Linked DNA regions of Homo sapiens: region 2 is linked to region 1. Evidence: chromatin loops called from intact Hi-C (ENCODE). Cell type or tissue: prostate gland. All regions are shown on one strand. Each heading gives the region's core, and the rest is flanking DNA. Links, peaks and the distances in the headings are about the cores only. Region 1 overlaps SRD5A2 (steroid 5 alpha-reductase 2). Region 2 overlaps EHD3 (EH domain containing 3).

Region 1 (7,203 bases), core at 312-2,811:
AACTGGTATGGCTATTCTTGAAGGCCAGGTTTTAATAACCACAAACAAAAAGGCATGAACCTGGGTGGCTTATGAGAGAGTAGAGAACAACATGACCCTGGATGGCTACTAAGAGGATAGAGAACAGTTTTACAATAGACATTGCAAACTCTCATGTTTTTGGAAACTAGTGGCAATATCCAAATAATGAGTAGTGTAAAACAAAGAGAATTAATGATGAGGTTACATGCTGCTTGCCTCCACCAGATGTCCACAACAATATGAAGTACAGCAGAAGCCCCAAGCAACTTTCCTTTCCTGGAGCTTCTTCCTTGTAGTTCTCAGGACCTGTTCAAGAAGGTGTCTCCTAGGGGCAGCCTGAATGCCTCCCTCAAAGGACCTGCAGGCAGAGACTGAAAATTGCAGACAGAGGGGCACGTCTGGGCAGAAAACCTGTTTTGTTTGGCTCAGACATATAGTTTTTTTTTTTTTTACAAAGTTTCAAAAACTTAAAAATCAGGAGATTCCTTCATAAAACTCTAGCATTCTAGTTTCATTTAAAAAGTTGGAGGATCTGAACATACAGAGCCCACATTTCCACACCAGAACTGGAACTACGTAGCTAGTAAGCATTTGAGTTTGCAAACTCTTGTGAAGGGGTCACCCCAGCATGAGTGCTGAGATATGGACTCTCTAAGGAAGGGGCCGAACGCTTGTAATTGGAATACATGGAAATATTTGTCTTCTCAGGCCTATGTTTGCGGAATGCATTGTCAATATTTAGCAAACTGTTTTGACAAATGAGCACCAGTGGTACTAAGCACAGAAACTCACTATATAAGTCACATAGGAAACTTGAAAGGTCTGAGGATGATGTAGATTACTGAAAAATGCAAATTGCAATCATATAAATAAGTGTTTTTGTTGTTCATTAAATACCTTTAAATCATGGATGTTAAGCAGTTTTGTTTGAATTAAAATATCCTGGGACTTCTGGAGATTTTCACAAGGTATTGGGGTGTGCTTCCCTGTCCCGCCTGTCCCTCATTCCCATTCACCCTGTCTGTAGTGTCGTTTCCTTTCTTCTCTTCTCTCTTCATGAAATTAGGGGCTGTGTGCTGGAAATAAAGAAGTATGACTTATACAGCCTCTCAGCCACAATTCAGAACTACAAGGAAGTACAATAAAGGTGCAGGAAAACGTCATGAGGTTAGATGCCACTCCTGGTGCTGAGGAATACACAGGGGGAATGAACACACTTGGTGAAGTAAATCTTCAGGTGTAGCTTGAGCTCTGTGACATAAAAGACTTCCAGTTCTCTCCATGACATTGAAAACTACCTTGCTTAAGTCCTTTATTTTACTACCATGTAAAACATCCAGGCCGGTCCTTGAGATGAAATAAATATACAATAAATGGCAGTACTCAGTCTCAGGACAAAACCGCCATTTGGCAATTTCACTTTTTGCCACAAGAGGGCGCTTTCTAAAATAGTATTTAGTCCAACCTTGACTTAATTAGGTCCAACCCCAGTCCTGTTGCCTGATCGTGGACCTTTCAAGTTAGCATGATCGTGGAACTTCTTAATCTGAATATAGGGTAGAGTAGCGTGAACTCTATGAAAGCTGAAACCTTCCCTTGATAATTCAGGTATTCTCAGTGTTCTAGGGCTGTTGTGTTCAATGACAGTTTGTCATTGTTTAGGGCTAGGATATGTATGTGGATTAAATACAGTAAAGGTCTGAACATGTGCTCATCTCTAAACATATTTCTTCCCACTTTTAAAAATAGGGTGCAACAAAATTATAGTTAATTGAGGTTTCCATGGACTGTTTTTTGGCTAAAATAATCTAACAGTGTCCTAGCTCACAAGATACTCTATCTTGGTCTTGCTGAAGCTTTCACGGAAGAGGCGTTTTCCTGCCAACCTTGAAGAAAATGTTGAGTTTTGTTTGTTTTTCAGAATTTAGACTTAAAGAGCTGAAGCAGACCTCAGACATCAGCTATTCCTACCACTTCACATTATAGGTAGTGACACTGAGACCCACAGAGTTAAAAGGCCTCCTCACAGCTGGTACAGAGCTGGTCAGAGCAGCCATCTCATTTTGTCCCTTTGAGGGTCAGATGTATGCTTCTTCTGCTTAAGGCACAGCCTTTAGGGCTGCCATCTGGATTTCTACAGAGCTCATGCAGGAGAAAAATAGCCAGAGCTTAAGTGCTGTTGCATAGTTCAGTTTATACACCTATTGTCCCATGCCTGTTTGTGTGTGAGGCTTCCCTCGCTCCGTGGGAGCACCAGGCTCATGCCCTTTCATAAACCTATTTGACAGAATAGAGAGTTTTCCCTCATTGGTGTAGTCAAGACAACATGTGTGTTCAGCATGGAAAAAAGGTTTCAGGTCATAAACCCCCTTATCCCTAATGCTTACTTTCATAAAGAACAACAGTGGCTCCACTGTATTCTAAAAGGAAAAAGGAGCTCTAATGAGAAATACGCAATTAAACAGCTATTTAGGCGGCTTAGACCCTTTCAGGAACAAATAAATAAATCCGTGGTTTTACAACCCTGAAGTTTGATAATAGCTCTCTTGGATTTTTGTGGTTACCTCATGGCAATCTCACTAAGAAGCAGGGGAGCAAGCTCTTGGCACATGAAGGAATAGGCTCATGAAGATTCATTTCTTTTCCCGCTTGGCCTTTTGGTTCTCTAATAAGCTGTGAGCTGAGGTCCATGCAGGGAAAACAAGGAGGGTAACGGCAAATGTAAAGTGAATTTTTCTGGAGAAGGATGCTGATTATTTTATAGCATCTACACTATCCTATGATGAAAGAGGCATAGAGCCGGGTGGCAATGTGAGTTCTTGGGTGATTTAATAAGCCATCGAGTGGATTTAATTTCTAAGTAAGACATTTGTTTATTCTTTGTACAAGTCCATGGAGTTGTGATCTTAAAGAGTTCTGTGTTATTTGCATTGTGCCTCATTTCTCCCCATCAACCTTAGCTTGAGATTTGGATGAATAAAATAAATAACTGGAGAAGGTTAAAGTATGCACCAAGCTGTGTTAGTTTCTTTAGTCCTGTCTTTTTGGGTTGAGGGTTTGGTTTTGCTCAATGCAGTAACAATCTAGATTCTTTATTGGAGGGATAGCGAATATCCCTTCCGACATGGCAAGCTGGCTGGGAGGAGGAGGACAACAGAGAAAGTGGAGGAAGGAGGGGAGTAATGAGCGAGGGTCTAAGGGAGGGTTGGCAATGGAAGGCCCTTGAGAGAGAGGGGCCTCCCACTGACAGAGTGGGCTTCCTCCCTTTCCTGTGTCCAGGCTGCACAAGCCTGGTCCCTTCTTTATCCTCCCAGGAAAAGACCTCCCTCTGACAGAGAGAATAAACACTTGTTAGAGCTCCATTTCATAAAAGAAGAAGCTGACTTTTAAAAAACACAAGCCATTTGGCTGTGCTTCACCATAAATAATTGTATTTCTGTCTGCTCACCTCGTAAAGATAGTTTTAGTTCTGCGTAGTAGTGACATTGTGAGAAAGAGGTGAAGTAATTGCTCTTAGAGCGTGTGGCAGCATCCAAGTCGGCTGAGGCCAATGGGAAGATGGGAGCATCCAGAAGAATAAGCAACTGCCAGGGTTCCCCTTTTCAAGGCCTTTGTTTTCCTTTACTCCAGACGCACTCCCCAAAAAAGGATCCTTCCTTATAGAGAAGCGTTTTTACAGTGTTGACTAGAAAGCAATACCGTAAAATCAATTAAATTTTGTCAATGTATTAGTGCTTTCATTTGTTACAAGTTGCCTTTCAGATACTATTTCATTAAAATAATTCTTTATGATGGTTTATAACAGGATAAGCTCTGAACAGATAAGTAAGTGAGGGGAAGTAGAAATAGGAGTAAAAAGTAAAATAAAGCCAGAGATAAAGTTAAAATGCAAAAATGCCCTTGGAAGATCATGTACAGTGGCTAAATCTAAACATAAATTGGGTCCTGAGTCTCCAAAGTACAGAAGGAAATTACCAGTTGCTAAATCCACAACATTCACAAAAGAAAAACAACTTGACCAGGGAAACACAACTATTACCGGTACTGAGACTCATGATAAATTTCTACACTGTGTGATGTGGGGAACTATGTTCATGAGAGCATCTTTACAATAAATGCAGGGGTCACTTTGTGCAGCTTCTTATAATGTCTTTCCACAAGGACAACATTCTAATGCGCAGCTCAATTCTTTAGAAGCAAAGGGGATGAGGAGGTTTTTTTTCCACTTAGGGTGTAGAAAGCCACCAGATAACCATTCCTACTCTAAAAATGAGAAAAAACCAGATAGTATATAAGATTATAACTTTTTGAGCCTTTTAATGAACTGAGATAGGAGAGCAACCAGAAGAACTGAATTTCAGAGGAAACACACAAACCGTTTCACTTTCAGCGGAGTATGGGAGGAAGAGGTAATGGCCATAAGAGTGGGAAAGAAGAAAACAACAGAAATTTCAATGAATTATCAATAGCTGAGTGGAACCTAGCATGAGATTAGAATCCCTGGGAGACTCAGACACTTGGCTGAACAAGCATCCAGATCTGCCCCAGGATGAGGAGTTTCCTGGGACACAGGACTTTCTGTGCTCAAACTGGAAAAGTCCTAGGCAGACCAGGATGACCTGGTCACCTTAGTCTGGTTGCCAGGTCTTTTACCCAGACCTCCACCTGGAGCTTATGAGGTGGGTTGGGGACAGGGAAGGGGATCTGAGAGGGCCCTTCTTTGGTGGTGCATAGTTACAAAAGCCCACTGTATTAGTTCGTTTTCATGCTGCTGATAAAGACATACCTGAAACTGGGAACAAAAAGAGGTTTAATTGGACTTACAGTTCCACATGGCTGGGGAGGCCTCAGAATCATGGCTGTGGAAAGAGAAAAATGAGGAAAAAGCAAAAGCGGAAATCCCTGATAAACCCATCAGATCTCGTGAGACTTATTCACTATCACGAGAATAGCATGGGAAAGACCAGCCCCCATGATTCAATTACCTGCCCCTGGGTCCCTCCTACAACATGTGGGAATTCTGGGAGATACAATTCAAGTTGAGATTTAGGTGGGGACACAGCCAAACCATATCATCCCACCCCTGGCCCCTCCAAATCTCATGTCCTCACATTTCAAAACCAATCATACCTTCCCAACAGTCCCCCAAAGTGTTAATTCATTTCAGCATTAACCCAAAGTCCACAGTCCAAATACTCATTTGAGACAAAGCAAGTCCCTTCTACCTAGGAGCCTGTAAAATCAAAAGAAAGCTAGTTACTTCCTAGATACAATGTGGGTACAGGTATTCGGTAAATACAGCCATTCTGAATGGGAGAAATTGGCCAAAACAAAGGGGTTACAGGGCCCATGCAAGTCCAGAATCCAGCAGGTCAGTCAAATTTTAAAGCTCCAAAATGATCTCCGTTGACTCCAGGTCTCGCATCCAGGTAACGCTGATGCAAGAGGTGGGTTCCCATGGTCTTGGGCAGCTCCACCCCTGTGGCTTTGCAGGGTACAGCCTCCTTTCCGGCTGACTTCACGAGCTGGTGTTGAGTATCTGTGGCTTTTCCAGGCACGTGGTGCAAGCTGTTGGTGGATCTAAAATTCTGGGATCTGGAGAACAGTGGCCCTCTTCTCACAGCTCCACTAGGCAGTGCCCCAGTAGGGACTCTGTGTGGGTCTTTGACCCCACATTTCCCTTCCACACTGCCCTATCAGAGGTTCTCCATAAGAGCCCTGCCCCTGCAGCAAACTTGCCTGGGCATCCAGGTGTTTCCATACATCTTCTGAAATCTATGCAGAGGTTCCCAAACCTCAGTTCTTGGCTTCTGTGCACCTGCAGGCTCAACATCACATGGAAGGTGCCAAGGCTTGGAGTTTTTACCCTCTAAGGCCACATTCTGAGCTGTACATTGGCCCCTTTCAGCCATGGTTGGAGCAGCTGGAACACAGGACACCAAGTCCCTAGGCTGCACACAGTGTAGGGACCCTGGGCCCAGCCCTTGAAGCCACTTTTTCCTCCTGGGCCTCCAGGCCTGTGATGGGAGGAGCTGCTGTGAAGGTCTGTGACGTGGCCTAGAGACATTTTCCCCATGGTCTTGGGGATTAACATTAGGCTCCTTGCTATTTATGAAAATTTCTACAGCTGGCTTGAATATCTCCCCAGAAAATGGGTTTTTCTTTTCTATCACATTGTCAGGCTGCAAATTTTCTAAACTTTTGTGCTCTGCATCCTTTGTAAAACTGAATGCCTTTAATAGTACCCAAGTCATCTCTTGAATGCCTTGTTGCTTAGAAATTTCTTCCACCAGATATCCTAAATCATCTTTCTCAAGTTCCACAAATCTCTAGGACGGGGGCAAAATGCCTCCAGTCTCTTTGCTAAAACATAACAAGAGTCACCTTTAGTCTAGTTCCCAATAAGTTTCTCATCTCCATCTGAGACCACCCCAGCCTGGACCTTATTGTCCACATTGCTATCAGCATTTTGGGCAAAGCCATTCAACAAGTTTTTAGGAGGTTCCAAACTTTCCCACATTTTCCTGTCTTCTTCTGAGCCCTCCAAACTGTTCCAACCTCTGCCTGTTACCCAGTTCCAATTCCACATTTTTGGGTATCTTTTCAGCAATGCTCCACTCTACTGCTACTAATTTACTGTATGAGTTCATTTTCACACTGCTGATAAAGACATACCTGAAAGTGGGAACAAAAAGAGGTTTAATTGGACTTACAGTTATATATGGCTAGGGAGGCCTCAGAATCATGGTGGGGGGTGAAAGGCATTCCTTACATGGTGGTGGCAAGAGACAAATGAGAATATCACTATCACGAGAATAGCACGGGAAAGACTGGCCCCCATGATTCAATTACCTCCCCCGGGTCCCTCACACAGCACGTGGGAATTCTGAAAGATACAATTCAAGTTGAGATTCGGGTGGGGTCACAGCCAAACTATATCACCCACCTTCTTCCAGGGCTTTCTGTTATAGAAAGCAAAACCTGCAAGCCTCTGGGAGAGGGATACGAAACCCTCCTTCTCTAAGACACAGGCAAAGGTCCACTGACTCTAGGGGAGGGGATAAAGCAAAAAAGAACCAGAAAAGAGGGCATTCAGGAAACTGCCCCATCCCCTGCTATACTGTCACTGAGAAAGGGGTAGAAACAAAAACTATTTCTTCTAAGGGGGTGGGTGGGGAGAAG
Region 2 (7,203 bases), core at 3,179-5,678, 290 kb after region 1:
TTAGTAGATACGGGGTTTCACCATGTTGGCCAGGCTGGTCTCGAACTCCCGACCTCAGGTGATCCACCTGCCTCGGCCTATCCCAAAGTGCTGGGATTACAGGCATGAGCCACCATACCCAGCCACCTGATCTTATTTTTTAGCATAGAAGCAACCTGCACACCTTTCATTCTATCTTTCTTGTCATTATCCATTTAATTCCAACTTTCAAAGAAGAGACTACATTCAAAATGCCTTGTATAGTACCTGGCAAAATAGGTATGTTCAGCAAATGAGTCCTCCCTTGTGCCCTTGGGTATTAGGCAATTTCATTACGAATGTAATAGTATATGGTGGGATTCCCAGATAAAGATTATAATTGTGCTATGTTTTTAAATGTGTTTGGTGTTTTACCTGCACTACCTAAACAGGTGTCAAAAAGTTACCTTCTATCTGTCAATGCCTTCCTTCTGTACCCAACACCCACACACACACCCCTCCCCACAACGTGTGCATGCTTTGTAACCATGAAGGATGTTGTAATGTGCACAGGTGGACTGCAGCAGCAGGCCTGGTCTGCACAGAGGGGTGGTGGCCAGGGAGGCTTGCCAGGGCTTCCTCCCACTCATCAACATCCCATTTGTGCCTTTGAGCAGCGTTCTGAGCTGTGAATTTACTCTGCAGTTCCATGGTAGTTAAAGTCAGGTTGCTGTGGGCTCCGTCCCCAAGGAGGAGCCTCGGCAGCCAGCCCTGGAGGAAGCTGCTGATCTGCTGAGAGTTGGAGCCCTCCTGTCCAAAGGCCACCCGCCACACAGGGCACAGATGGGTTTCAGGTTGTCTTGGGAAGCCCCTCATCTCTCCAGATCCCAGTTCAATAATCAGAGTGAGAGGGCAGGATTTCCCCTGGTCAGAGGATCACTTTGAAAGCTGGCACCGAGGTTGTGATGAGAGTGAATCCTAACAGCTGCACCCTTGGCTAGCACTTCCTGCCTTCTCAGAATACCTTCTCCTTCAGGGCCTCCTGGGAGAAGCTGTGAATCTCAGTGGCCTGGGGCCAGCCAACCTGCTTTCTCTAACATTGAGGGCTATGCTCTTCAGGGGGTACTTAACTCAGGGAACCTCAGTACCTCACTCCATAACATGGCGGGTAATCGTTCAGACTGACTGAGTACCTGCGATGTGCCGGACGTTGTTCTAAATTTTCCATGGATTATCTCGTTTCACCTTCCCACATACTATGATATCAGCACTATGCTCTTCCTCATCAAATGGACCTAATAAGAAAACCTATCTCACAGGGAGTTCTGGGGATTAAATTCATTGCAGAAGTTAAGCATTTAACCAGTACCTTAAATTACCTAGATTATCATTCCATTTGAAGGAGGAGGAGATAAAGGTGCCCCAGGTGATGCACTCAGTAAACAGTAACAGGGTTAGGATTTGAACCTGGCCCTTGGATTTGAGTTCACGCTCCTAACCACTACACTCACCTTTCCTGCCTTGACCAGGAAATGCAGCCATCTTTAGGGACAGGCCAAAAGGGTTGAGCTCCCTTTTAGAACGATGAATGGGACAAGAAGGCCACAAAGAAATATGGTTTGGCAGGAGGCAGGCAGGGCCAGGCCTTGGAGGAGAGGTGAGGCTTTGAGGCCCACAAACGCAGGAGTGTACTCATCTCTGTAAATATCAGCTGTGGGGTTCCCTGCTTGGCCTCAGTGACTGGGGTGTGGCATCCCAAAGCTGCTGCTATCATATGATCAGAGCAGGTCCCTGGCTCCATGGGCTCTAAAAGGACACTTTTGGATTTACAAACAGTCGGCCAAGATTACCCTTCACGAGAAAGATTCCACCCTGATTGGGAAACCCCATCTATCTTTGCCTGCCCAGGCACCTGACCTAGTGAGTGTGTGGATGAGAAGCCCTAAGCAGGGCTCTGCAAGGGAGCAGCAACAGTGGATTGCGGGAAGTAGGGATCATCAAAGGCTCCAGGGACAGCTGAAATAGAGAGGGCTGAAAAGAACCATTCTGAGGCAGCCTCAAAAATGCCCAGAATGAACAGGGCCAAACAGCAGCAATGAAGGATCCTTCTCACACAGGCGTCTCAAATTCTACCCCTGAGAGGGACGTGGTGTTCTCAGCAGATGAGTGAAGGCTTCCCAGCCTAGCAGGGTGGCTTCCGGGGAAGTTACAGGGCTGCAGCCCGAGGTGGTCAGGCAAGGGCCTAGAGTTTGTCCTGCTAAACCCACATGACCCAAAACTTGCTGACCACACATGGGTCTGGGGAAACACTGAGTCTAATGAGGCCACCAGCAAGTCCAGGCAGCACAGTCGGGTGGGGTAAATTCTCAGGGACATTTGGGTATGGCTTACAGCAGCAGGTGCCCCTGTAACAAAGCCACCACTGTGTCCAGAAAGGAAAAATCTATTGAGGAATCTCATGCACTGATTCTTTATGGGAAGCGATACAGATTGCCTCTGTTGCCAGGAGAAAACATTCCCACAGCAGTGTGAAAAAAGAAAAGTTAATTCAGGCCAGGGTGGGAACAGCAGAGACGGGGATGCACAAGAATGAGGGGAGACAGGACAGACTGAGTCCAGGATGATAATACTTGCCCTGTCGGCCTCATGGGGTTTGAGGGAGTCTGTAACGCATCCCACAGACACAAGCGAGAAAGTGGATGGGAGACTCTCCACGGCCAAGTTGAGGCATGAGTCAGCTCCGTGTTCCCTGGAGCAGCTATAATTGGCCCTGTCGAAAGCACCCTCAGCCATGTGATGAAGGGATTCCAGCACGAAGGAGAATCTGGTGGCCAGACAGTCCAGCCTCCTTGCGACAGGCCAGCCCGCCCAGGGCACTACCCGGCACCGTCCCCAGAGCTCAGCGACGTGCCCCTTCTCCAGCCCTCCCCTTCGTGCTGGAGAAGGGCCTTCCCGCACCTTCCTGAGAGCCTGCCTCTAAGTCTCCTGTTAGAGTCAGCTCGAGAGAGGAGAGGAAATGATAAAGCCCCATGCGCGGTGCCTGGAGCACAGCTGGTGCTAAACTGGTTCTGCCTCCCCCTCCCCACCCCGAATCCGGTCAGTAATGCTGTGAGGCGGTTATTACTATTCGCATCTTATGGATAAGGAAACTGCGGGTCAGAAAGGGGAGGTGGCCTGACCTCTGTCAGACCTTCCTAACCAGGTCCCTGGGCAGGAAGTGGTGGAGCTGGATTCTGCTGACTTGGACTGTGTTCCATGGCCTTCGTCCCACTGTCAATGGGAATGGGAGGGAGACCTTTCCCCAAAGGTCTTTCTCCTCCCAGTAAATGTTTTGCCTGATGACTGCCAGGCACCTGACTTTCAAGGCAGCCCCTAAGCCAGGCCGAGGCACGCGGACACAGTTCCTCTGGCCTAAGGCCTTCTGCTTCCTTGTGTAACACTTAGGCCTTGTAAGAAGCAGGTGGATTTTCACCCAGGCCCCTTTAGAGACCCAGCAGATCAGAACCCTATCAGACAAAGGACATCCCCTGGCCTTGGTGGGTGGACAGGGCTGAAGGTGGTGCAGGGGCTATGCCTGCCAGGATGGACTTTGCAGTGAGTGGGTCTACTGGGGTGGTGGCCCTCTCACTCTATCCCTTTGGCTTTCTGGAGAACCATCTTTCCCGGCGCAGTGGCGCTGTAATGCCTGGGGTGGGGATGTCAGGGTGGTGATGAGAGCTGGTGCGGCCACAGCAAATGCGAAGGCACCTTTGGGGTGGGAGGTTGCAGAGTCTCCTGAAGTGGGAGAAGCTGAAAGGGCCAGCTCAGTAGCCCTCACGATGGACTCCCATCCCAGCAGCCCTACCAAGTGCTCATGCCTCAAGAGTCCAAGTCACACGATAGAAGGTCCGTGCAACCCTCCAGACCAGCCCAGCCTCCCCAAGGAGCCCGGGGCAGCTTAGCTCTGCAGCCCCAGGCCCCACAGCCAATCCACTAGAGCCTCTCTCTCAGCTCTGCCAAGGTCCAGGGAGGCCTCCCTCATGGCCCATGGAAGTACTCAGGCCTTCCTCAGCCCCTGGAGCAGCCAGCTACTCACCTCCACTACCTGCAGAATAAGGGGCCACAGAAGTAGGCAGCGAGAAGGAGTGACCAGGGGCCAGATGGTCCAAGGAAGGAGGGATTCAAGGCTGCATGCCGGGCAGAGAAATAGCAAAGGGAGAAGAATAGCAGAGGCAGGAGGAAAGGCTGCCAGGGCCAGAGGGACACAGAGCTACTGTACTCCAAAGAGGCAGCCTGTGTTGGAGAGGGCAGCCGCCAAGCCAATTTACTGTTCATTTTATTACTCTGTGTTGCCGGGCCTTAGGCCGGGGAAGTTATTTCAGGCAGAGATCACAGCACATTAACTAGTTATTAAAAGAATGTCCTTTTCTGTGTGTTCTTCCTCAGACAAGAAATAGACGCTGTGGCAAGCACATATTACTGAAAGTGGATGGACCCTCAGGGGCAAAACGCCAAGAACTGGGGGAATAAAGAGGCAAATCTTTGTTTCTGAGGAAAAGGCCCCTCACAGGTTCAGGCCTGGCATGGAGACAAGAATCAAGGCAAGAAGCAGGGATGGGAGAAGGGAGAGGAGGAGGCCTTCTGAGACCTAGGCATGGACGCACTTATCCACCCCAGAGCAGCCTTACTCGCAATGGGGAAGGGATGCAGTGTCAACTCACCCTCTCGGAAAACAACTGCAAAATATGACTCTTAGTACAAAAATTTTAAAGTTAAAAAATATTTTAAACAAAACCCTGCCCAACCTTTGGCCTAGCAATTCCACTTCTGGGAATCTCAAAAAAACAAAAACAAAAACAAACAAAAAAAACACACACACACAATATAGGAAAAAATATTATACACAGAGATATTCAGAATTATTCTACAATAACAAAAAATTAGAAATAGCCTAAAACATCCAAGAGAAGTAGATTAAGTGAAGAATCGTATATACACACAATGGAATAGTATGCAGCTGTTAAAAACAATGCTATTCATTAGTTGAATGAATAATTGTATATACAAATAGTGAAATAGTATGCAGTTGTTAAAAATAATGCTGACAAATAACGCTTATAACATAGGAAATGTTCATGCTATAAGTAAGAAAAACTGGCCAGACGCAGTGGTTCACGTCTGTAATCCCCAGCACTTTGGGAGGCTGAGGTGGGTGGATCCCCTGAGGTCAGGAGTTCAAGACCAGTCTGCCTAACATGGCAAAACCCCATCTCTACTTAAAATACAAAAATTGGCCAGGCGTGTTGGCGGGTGCCCGTAACCCCAGCTACTTGGGAGGCTGAGGCAGGAGAACTGCTTGAACACAGGAGGCGGAGGTTGCACTGAGCCGAGATTGTGCCATTGTACTCCAGCCTGGGTGACACAGTGAGACTCCATCTCAAAAACAAAAACAAAAATAAACAAGCCAGCATACAAAATTATATGTATAGCATGATCTCAACTGTGCTATAAAATAGCTACAAATACTGGAAATATATTTATATATAAATTATATGCTTTATATATAAATATATTTTATATGTAAATTAAAATAGCTTCTCCTAAGTCATGGGATTATGGGTGACTTTTTTTCTTCTTTAAATTTATTCTTTTCTATATTTTCCAATTAAAAACAACTGTTTACTGGATTTTATGAGAAAGAAGAAAAGTACATGATTTGGTTCTGGAGGGTTCCCTGTGGTATGACCCCTCCTACAGCGCTGGCTGACACTCCCTCAAGGGGAGACAGCTTTTGACGCATGAGCTAAATTCAGTTGCTGACATGAGTGGGGAGAGGGAACTACTGCACATGGAGGATAAGAAAGAAGAGCGATCTGCCTCTCCCGGTCTTACTGTCTCCCTCAGATGAGGAATCATCTGTGGCAATTTGACTCTGCCACTTTCTTAGACCCAGTTAACAGCCAGTGATGACTTAGGCAAAGCCGGGAGAGTGTCTCAGACAAAAGGCGCTCAAACCTGTCTGCTGCTTGGGGATCCTCACCTCTCCCCATCTTCCCTCCCATTCTGCAAAATGTCTACTGGGAACCTCCTATAGCCGAGACCCTGGGCAAGGCCCCAGAGATGCTAAGGCATGGATGTTGTCTTGTCAATGATTGTACACCAGGAAGGAGAAGCTACAGATAATGTATGAAAGGTTATAAATACCATATGTGTAGAGAGCCAGGGAAGGCTGAGAGGGCAAGGGCCATCTGCAAATGGCCTGAACTTCCCCTGAGGCATGAATGGGCCAAGTGGAGGCCAGGGCTCACAAAGGAAACTCTGCAGGCAACCCAGGCAGCTCTGAAGTGCCTTTGGCAGCAATGGGTGCTTAATAAAACAAGAAGCATGGCTTAGATCAGGGGTTCCCACCCTAAAGTCCAAAGAAGGCCCTTGGACCCCCAACATTATATGCAAATTTGGGATGTACGTACATTTTTCTAAAGATAGAAAGTTAAGAAGCAATGGATTAGTTTAATCTCTAAGGCCTCTTGCAGTTCTATCAATATAAAACATACAAGAGCCAACAGGCCCATCACCTCCCAAACTCCTTCAGAAATCACTTGGCCTCTTAAAGCTGCTGAGCCCTAGGCTGTGCACTCCACAAGGACAAACTCAATGTGGTGTTGTGTTTAGACATGACCTATTAGCATGGTGCTACTTCCAGAAGGCTGGCGTTACAAGGTGGATGTTAGAGAAAATTAGTACCTAGAAAATTAGTAACTAGACTGTTAACTTTTCTGCACTCCTCACCAAACAAAGCACAGCATTTCACATGCTGTGGATGCTCAAACAGCCAAGGAATAGGAATAAGGGTACCCCTGCTTTCCAAACCCTCTGCAGGAGATGAGCACACTTGACTTTGGGGGGCCACCAAACTCCATTCTCAAGCTGTGGGAGCCTGAGTCTTAAGACAGAGGGCCACAGCATTCTCAACAATTTGGAATGGCTATAAAAGGGGCCAAGAAAATGGCTGGCCTTGAAGTTGGGAAGATTGAGGACTGGAGTGAAGCCTGTTCTCTAAAGATAAGAAGGGCCTCTGGTGGACTTCTCTGAATGCAGGGTGAACAAATTGACTTCTTGAGCCTCCCTCCAGCCCAAGGATTCTGTAATTGAAGGGAATGGATGACTCATTCTCAGAGTTACAGGCGTTTAGCCAAGCATCTCCTCACATGCATCTAGGACTTAACATCCCAGGTCTGCTGCCCACTCTTTAGATGGCTCTGCACA

Evidence for each region. Hi-C counts contacts between places; a loop is a spot of excess contacts. Peaks named below come from ENCODE experiments on the same cell type or tissue, not always from the same donor. Only the 100,000 strongest peaks of a DNase experiment are listed, where the experiment ranks them.
Region 2: a loop joins it to region 1, with 4 times the contacts of the local background. A loop is called at or near these places in 7 of 110 quality-filtered maps.

The regions. Positions count from the first base shown.
Region 1 is chr2:31,518,313-31,525,515 of GRCh38, reverse strand. SRD5A2 (steroid 5 alpha-reductase 2) reads left to right here. Exons shown (of 5, transcript NM_000348.4): 5 at 1-3,036. Among named protein-coding and RNA genes, the nearest start is that of SRD5A2, 59 kb to the left of the region's middle. In prostate gland, for the core only: a CTCF peak has its summit at 1,462 (motif pointing right); no DNase peak of the experiment used is centred there.
Region 2 is chr2:31,235,596-31,242,798 of GRCh38, reverse strand. All of the region lies in intron 1 of EHD3 (EH domain containing 3), which reads right to left. Among named protein-coding and RNA genes, the nearest start is that of EHD3, 5.0 kb to the right of the region's middle. In prostate gland, for the core only: no CTCF peak of the experiment used is centred there; a DNase peak (open chromatin) is centred at 4,235; H3K27ac peaks cover 1,341 bases.